Regions from separate parts of the Homo sapiens genome. Here region 2 is linked to region 1. A link is a contact called in ENCODE Hi-C or POLR2A ChIA-PET data. All regions are on one chromosome and are shown on one strand. The core of a region is the stretch at or near the end of the contact, and the rest is flanking DNA. Distances in the headings are between cores, read along the strand shown.

What was found. Hi-C counts contacts between places; a loop is a spot of excess contacts on that map. ChIA-PET counts read pairs that join two places held with the same protein, here RNA polymerase II (POLR2A).
Region 2: a loop to region 1 is called in a map of posterior vena cava, with 5 times the contacts of the local background. The contact joins the promoter of PRSS53 here to the enhancer-like site in region 1. A Hi-C loop is called at or near these places in 1 of 168 maps with a recorded cell type or tissue (posterior vena cava). POLR2A ChIA-PET finds 5 or more read pairs at or near these places in 1 of 52 experiments (HEK293).

What each region holds. Positions count from the first base shown.
Region 1 is chr16:30,713,948-30,716,932 of GRCh38, reverse strand. SRCAP (Snf2 related CREBBP activator protein) reads right to left here. Exons shown (of 34, transcript NM_006662.3): 17 at 731-867; 18 at 454-640. Among named protein-coding and RNA genes, the nearest start is that of SNORA30, 4.9 kb to the right of the region's middle. Within about 2 kb of position 1,656, at least 12 of the 41 ENCODE cell types and tissues checked have a DNase peak (open chromatin) inside an H3K27ac peak, as active enhancers do.
Region 2 is chr16:31,087,005-31,090,201 of GRCh38, reverse strand. PRSS53 (serine protease 53) reads left to right here and starts at 1,259. Exons shown (of 11, transcript NM_001039503.3): 1 at 1,259-1,450; 2 at 2,376-2,396; 3 at 2,503-2,665. The coding sequence starts at 1,393. RefSeq lists an enhancer at 1,082-1,582.

The DNA.
Region 1 (2,985 bases), core at 407-2,906:
ACACCTATGTTCATAGCCTTATTCACAAGAGACAAAAGGTGGAAAGAATCCAAGTGCCCACTGACAGATAAGTGGATAAACAAAATGTGATGCAGACGCTCCTGGACTTACAATGAGGTTACATTCCAACAAACCCTCAGCAAGTAAAGAATTTAATACCCTTTAATACCCTTGATAAGCCCATCAAAAAGTAAAAAATTGTAAGCTGAATCATTCTAAGTCCAGATGCTCCTCAATTTACGATGGGGTTACATCCTGATAAATTCACAGTGAAGTCAAAAAAATATTAAGTTGAACCATCGTTAAGTCACATGGCTAGAGTACAATAAAACTAAGGGAATGATAGGGGAGTCATGAGGATGCAAAAGTCAGACCCCAGTCTAACGAAAAGAGGTACATGGTTGGAGTAATGCCGATAACCTTTACATTTCATATTAATGGAATCATACTTACCTGGAGGGGATGGACATCCGTGGCCCTTAGCACCAGAGAGGCGGTGCTGAAGCAGATGCCTGGGGTGATGAAAGGGGAGGTAACCGGTCGAGGGTCGAACAGATTTGGATGATTGCAAACTTTTCTCAGCTGCATCAAAATGTTGATGACGCTCATGAAATGGCCTGTGGCTAGTGTCTCCTTAGTTCTGGGGAAAGAGGAAAAATAAATGAGACGTCCTAACAGCCACCTACACTCCAATCTCGAGTCCCAGGGCCCACCCTCCTTCCTCCCTTACGTGGTCTGTGCCATGAAGTCATCATAGAGACAGCGTTGACGCTTGGAGAGCCTGCAGCGGATAACATGCTCGTACTTTTTGGGCATCTGCTTCTCAACATCCACCTTAACTCGGCGCAGTAAAAAAGGCCTCAAAACCTAAAAGCAAATTAAGCTGGAGGCTAAACAGGAGAACTCAGGCACCGAGCCCCAGCCTAAGCCCCTCAGCAAACACTAATGGAGTCATACGGCACACCATATCAGACACCAACCACACAAAGATGAGTCAACTGCAAGCCCTCAAGGGATCTGCTGTCTGCTGAAGGAGACAGACACAAAATGATACCATGACACAGGAAGTGATATAAGGAAGCACTGTGGGCAGACCAACTACGCAGAATAGAAAACTCAAACTAGATTTTGAGGAGTAATTGTTAAGTTTACAAGATGATGCAAATAAATCTAGAAGATGAGGAGAATAAAAACTGTGGCCTTGACAGGAGATAAAACAAAAGGCAAATCTGTAATCTCAGAAGATAAAATCTAATAGGACACAGTCATCAATGTCTACAGTGACACGGAAGAAGTAAAGGAACAGAGATAAATGAAGGAAAAGTAATAGTTAAGGAAGACTTCCTGTTTTCTTTTTTTTTTTTTTTTGATACAAAGTTGCGCTCTGTCACCCAGGCTGGAGTGCAGTGGCGCAATCCTGGCTCACTGCAAGCTCTGCCTCCCGGGTTCATGCCATTCTCCTGCCTCAGCCTCCTGAGTAGCTGGGACTACAGGCACCCGCCACCGCGCCCGGCTAATTTTTTGTATTTTTAGTAGAGACGGGGTTTCACCATTTTAGCCAGGATGGTGTTGATGTCCTGACCTCGTGATCCGCCTGCCTCAGCCTCCCAAAGTGCTGGGATTACAGGCGTGAGCCACCGCGCCCGGCCGACTTCCTGTTTTCTAGCTTAGTTTACCGAATGATAGTGATTGACCAAGATGAAGTAGAAATAACAGGCTATAAGGCCAGAGATGTCTAGCTTAGAACAGTGTTGAGTTCAAGAGGAACTCTCAATTAATGATAGCAAATCAGAAATTTAAATACAGGTCAAGTGATCTAGAAAGTCAAGGAATTTTAGTACAGACTGGAGAGTCTTTATCACATAAGAAATAGTCAAAGCCTTAGGAATGAGTAGGCCTGTGAGATATGCAGACTGAGAAGACAAAAAAAGTAAAGATCAGAATGCTGAAAGATGTTGTGATTTAAAAGTTGGGCGAAAAAGGAAGAGCCAAAGAAGACCAGAGAGAGAAAACACCAACAATATGAAGTTGAAGAAATCCAAGCAGGGATCAATCAGCAGTACCATTCTACTCAAAGACAGTAAGGACAAAAACATCACCATTTAAAAAAAAACAAAAAACAAACAGGCTGGGAACGGTGGCTCACACCTGTAATCCCAACACTTTGGGAGGCCAAGCGGGGGCAGGGCGGATCACTTAAGGTCAGGAGTTCGAGACCAGCCTGGCCAACATGGCGAAATCCGCCTCTACTAAAAATAACAAACATTAGCTAGGCATCGTAGTGCAGACCTGTAACCCCAGCTACTCAGGAGGCTGAGGCAGGAGAATCGCTTGAACCTGGGAGGTGGAGGTTGCAATGAGCCAGATCACGCCACTGCACTCCAGCCTGGGTGACAGAGAGAGACTCTGTCTCAAAAAAAAAAAAGCCCGGCACGGTGGCTCACACCTTTAATTCCAGGATTTTCGGAGGCCGAGGCAGGCAGATCACGAGGTCAGGAGATCGAGACCATCCTGGCTAACACGGTGAAACTCCGACTCTACTAAAAATACAAAAAATTAGCCGGGCGTAGGCCGGGCGCGGTGGCTCATGCCTATAATCCCAGCACTTTGGGAGGCCGAGGCAGGCGGATCATGAGGTCAGGAGATGGAGACCATCCTGGCTAATACGGTGAAACCCCGTCTCTACTAAAAATACAAAAAATTAGCCCGGCGTGGTGGTGGGCGCCTTTAGTCCCAGCTACTCGGGAGGCTGAAGCAGGAGAATGGCATGAACCTGGGAGGCAAAGCTTGCAGTGAGCCAAGACCGCGCCACTGCACTCCAGCCTGGGCGACAGAGTGAACTCTGTCTCAAAAAAAAAAAAAAAAAAATTAGCCAGGCTTTGTGGCGGGTGCCTGTAGTCCTGGCTACTCGGGAGGCTGAGGCAGGAGAATGGTGTGAACCCAGAAGGCGGAGTTTGCAGTGAATGGATATTGCAACACTGCACT
Region 2 (3,197 bases), core at 10-2,509, 370 kb before region 1:
ACTAATCGGGAAGCTGGCGGGAAGACTGCTTGAGCCCAGAAGGTTGAGGCTGCAGTGAGCCATGATCACTGCACTCCAGCCTGAGCAACAGAGCAAGACCGTCTCCAAAAAAAAACAAAAAACAAAAAAAAACTTGTGTTAACGTGTTAAACTCGTTTAATCTTTACAGTGATTTATGAGGTGGGTACTATTATTATCCCTATCTTGATGATAGGGACAGAGTGGCTAATTAGTATGCCTGAGATCACACAGCTACTGCAGGAGGCTCTCAGGATTTGAATCCACCTGGTCCATCTGGCTCCAGCATCTATATGCTTTTTTTTTTGTTGGTTTGTTTTTGAGACGGACTTTCGCTCTTGTTGTCCAGGCTGGAGTGCAATGGCACAATTTCGGCTCACCACAACCTCCACCTCCCAGGTTCAAGTGATTCTCCTGCCTCAGCCTCCCGAGTAGCTGGGATTACAGGCATGCGCCACCAGGCCTGGCTAATTTTGTATTTTTAGTAGAGACAGTGTTTCTCTATGTTGGTCAGGCTGGTCTCGCACTCCCGACCTCAGGTGATCTGCCTGCTTTGGCCTCCCAAAGTGCTGGGATTACAGGCGTGAGCCACCATGCCCGGCCAGCATCTATAATATATGCTAAACCTTACCCACAGCTGCCTCTGTCTTGGGGTCAGGGTTCTTGAATGGTCTGGGCCAGCCTGAGTTAGGAGTGGGAAGAGGAAGAGGAGGCACGCGCCAAAGTGTTCTTCCCGCCTGACCGAGTCCTCTGCGCCTATGAGGAAGGTGGGCACCGCTGTCACCCTGTTTCCCAGGAAGCCAGCAGGCCCAGGGAGATACTGGGATTTGCCAAAGGCTCACAGCGAGCAAGCAGCAGTGGGTGCTGGCTCCTCACCACTCAGCCTGGCACACACTGTCTCTGAGCAGACCTGGGAGAAGGCATGTGAAACCCACCTAGCCCTGGCTGGAAGAGAAGTGGGGGAGTGGAAATGAAAAGTGGGGACTGGGAGGAGCTGCCCACGTGCCCTCCATGGTTCCAGGATGGCACTTTCATGCTGGGAGTGAGCTTGCCCTGTGCCAGGCTGTCATTGAGACGTTTTCCATTCAACAACTGTTTCTCAGACAAGGCACAGGCAGGTTAGCTCTCCCAGGCCACTCAAGTAGTAAGGAAACAGATTTAAACCCAGACAATTTGGCTCCACGGCTAAGGCCCAGAGAGGGGTGGTGACAAGCCTAGGGTCACACAGCCACAGCCCCAGAGCTAGGAACTGCTGGCTAGGGCAAGCAGACAGCTGAATCCTAGCCAACTGGAGGTGGAGCAGAGGTGGAGCCAGGGAGACCCAGGTGGCCTCTCTCAGAGTGGAGCACAGGTGGCAGAGTGGCCCGGGGCAGCATGAAGTGGTGCTGGGGCCCAGTGCTGCTCATCGCGGGTGCCACAGTCCTCATGGAGGGTAAGCCGCCATGTGCTGGGGTATGGGTGTGGCCTGGTGGGGGCTCAGGGGCCATCTCTGCCCCAGCAGTCCCTGCTTCTTGGTGGGGGGACCGCCTGTGGGCGACAGTCCACCAGTGGGGATGTAACTCCGTAGGACTCTGTGGGGTGGTATATGTGGCCACCTGTGTCAACATGGATGAGATTTTCTCGGGCCAGCTGCAGTTTGCGTTGGCGGGGCCTGTGGTCTTGTGTGTGTGTGAGGTGCTGCCTGCGTGTGTCCTGTGCCTGCCTCCCCCTCGACTTCCACAATGACGTCAGGCAAACTCTGGGCTCCTCTGGCCTCAGTTTCCCTTTCTTTTCATCCATCCTCTGGGCAGCCTGGCTCAGCTGTCTCATGGGGTGCCTGTGTGCCTGTGAGGGGCGGTGGGCAGGGGCCCTCTCTCTGGCGGGCTCTCAGACAGTTTCTGGGAAGGTGGGGAAGACTGAGTCTCTAGACCAGGGTGAGGTAAGTCTCCATTTCTTGGGGCCCTCCCCACTTGGAAATGATGCAGGCCTCTAATCCTTCCTCTTAGGCCTCTGCTGCTAAGAGGACAATTAAGCTAATGCTCTCTACACACACAGGCCGCCTGGCTGACTCAGTGGCGGGGGCAGGAGTTGGGGGTTCTGAAGCCTGGAGGAGGGCTGGCCTACTCCCAAGCTGAACCCCAAGCCCCAGAGTGCTGAGCACAGCTGAAGGAGAATTAATTACTGAGTGTGCACACTGAATAGGTTCCAATAAAAGCTGTCTCGGCCTCATATAAATATTTTCATTCTGGGAGGGGCTGGTAAGGTAATCAGAGTCACAGGCAAGGACCCTGGGCCCGCCCCCCAGCCCATCCCCTCTCCTCCCCAAAGCTAGGCAGGCCTGGAGTCCCTGCATCTTACCTGTGTCTCTCTCTTCCCAGGTCTTCAAGCCGCTCAGCGTGGTAAGGTCTGGGGACACGGGGCCTAGGTCTTACTTGGGTCTGGGTTGGGACTGGGGTGAGGTCAGGACAGGTATCTGCTGTCAGTGTGACTAACTCCTTTCCACAGCCTGTGGACAGCGTGGCCCCGGCCCCCCCAAGCCTCAGGAGGGCAACACAGTCCCTGGCGAGTGGCCCTGGCAGGCCAGTGTGAGGAGGCAAGGAGCCCACATCTGCAGCGGCTCCCTGGTGGCAGACACCTGGGTCCTCACTGCTGCCCACTGCTTTGAAAAGTAAGTCATGGCTGGGGTCAGGCAGGGTCTCCGGCTCTGGGGAGTGGACAATTTGTCTCAAGCCCCACAAGGCTAGTCCCTGCCTCTAGAGTAATAATAAAGAACCATTTACTGAGAATCTGCCATGTACTGGGTACATATTGTCAAGTTAATTGTAACAACCACCTTTCATGGTAGAAGATTTACAAATCAGAAAACTCAGGTTGCAAGGGAATGACCTCGCTTAAAGTCACAGACTGAGGCCGGGCACAGTAGCTCACGCTTGTAATCCCAGCCCTTTGGGAGGCCACGGAGGGAGGATCGCTTGAGCCCAAGAGTTCAAGACTAGCCTGTGCAACATAGCAAGACCATGTCTCTACAAAAACTGTAAAATTAGCCAGGCATGGTGGTGCACGCCTGTAGTCCCAGCTACTCACGAGGCTGAGGTGGGAGGATCGCTTGAGCCTGGGAGGTCAAGGCTTGTAGTGAGTCATGGTCATGCCACTGCACTGCAGCCTGGGCGACAGGACGAGACCCTACCTCAAAAAGAAAA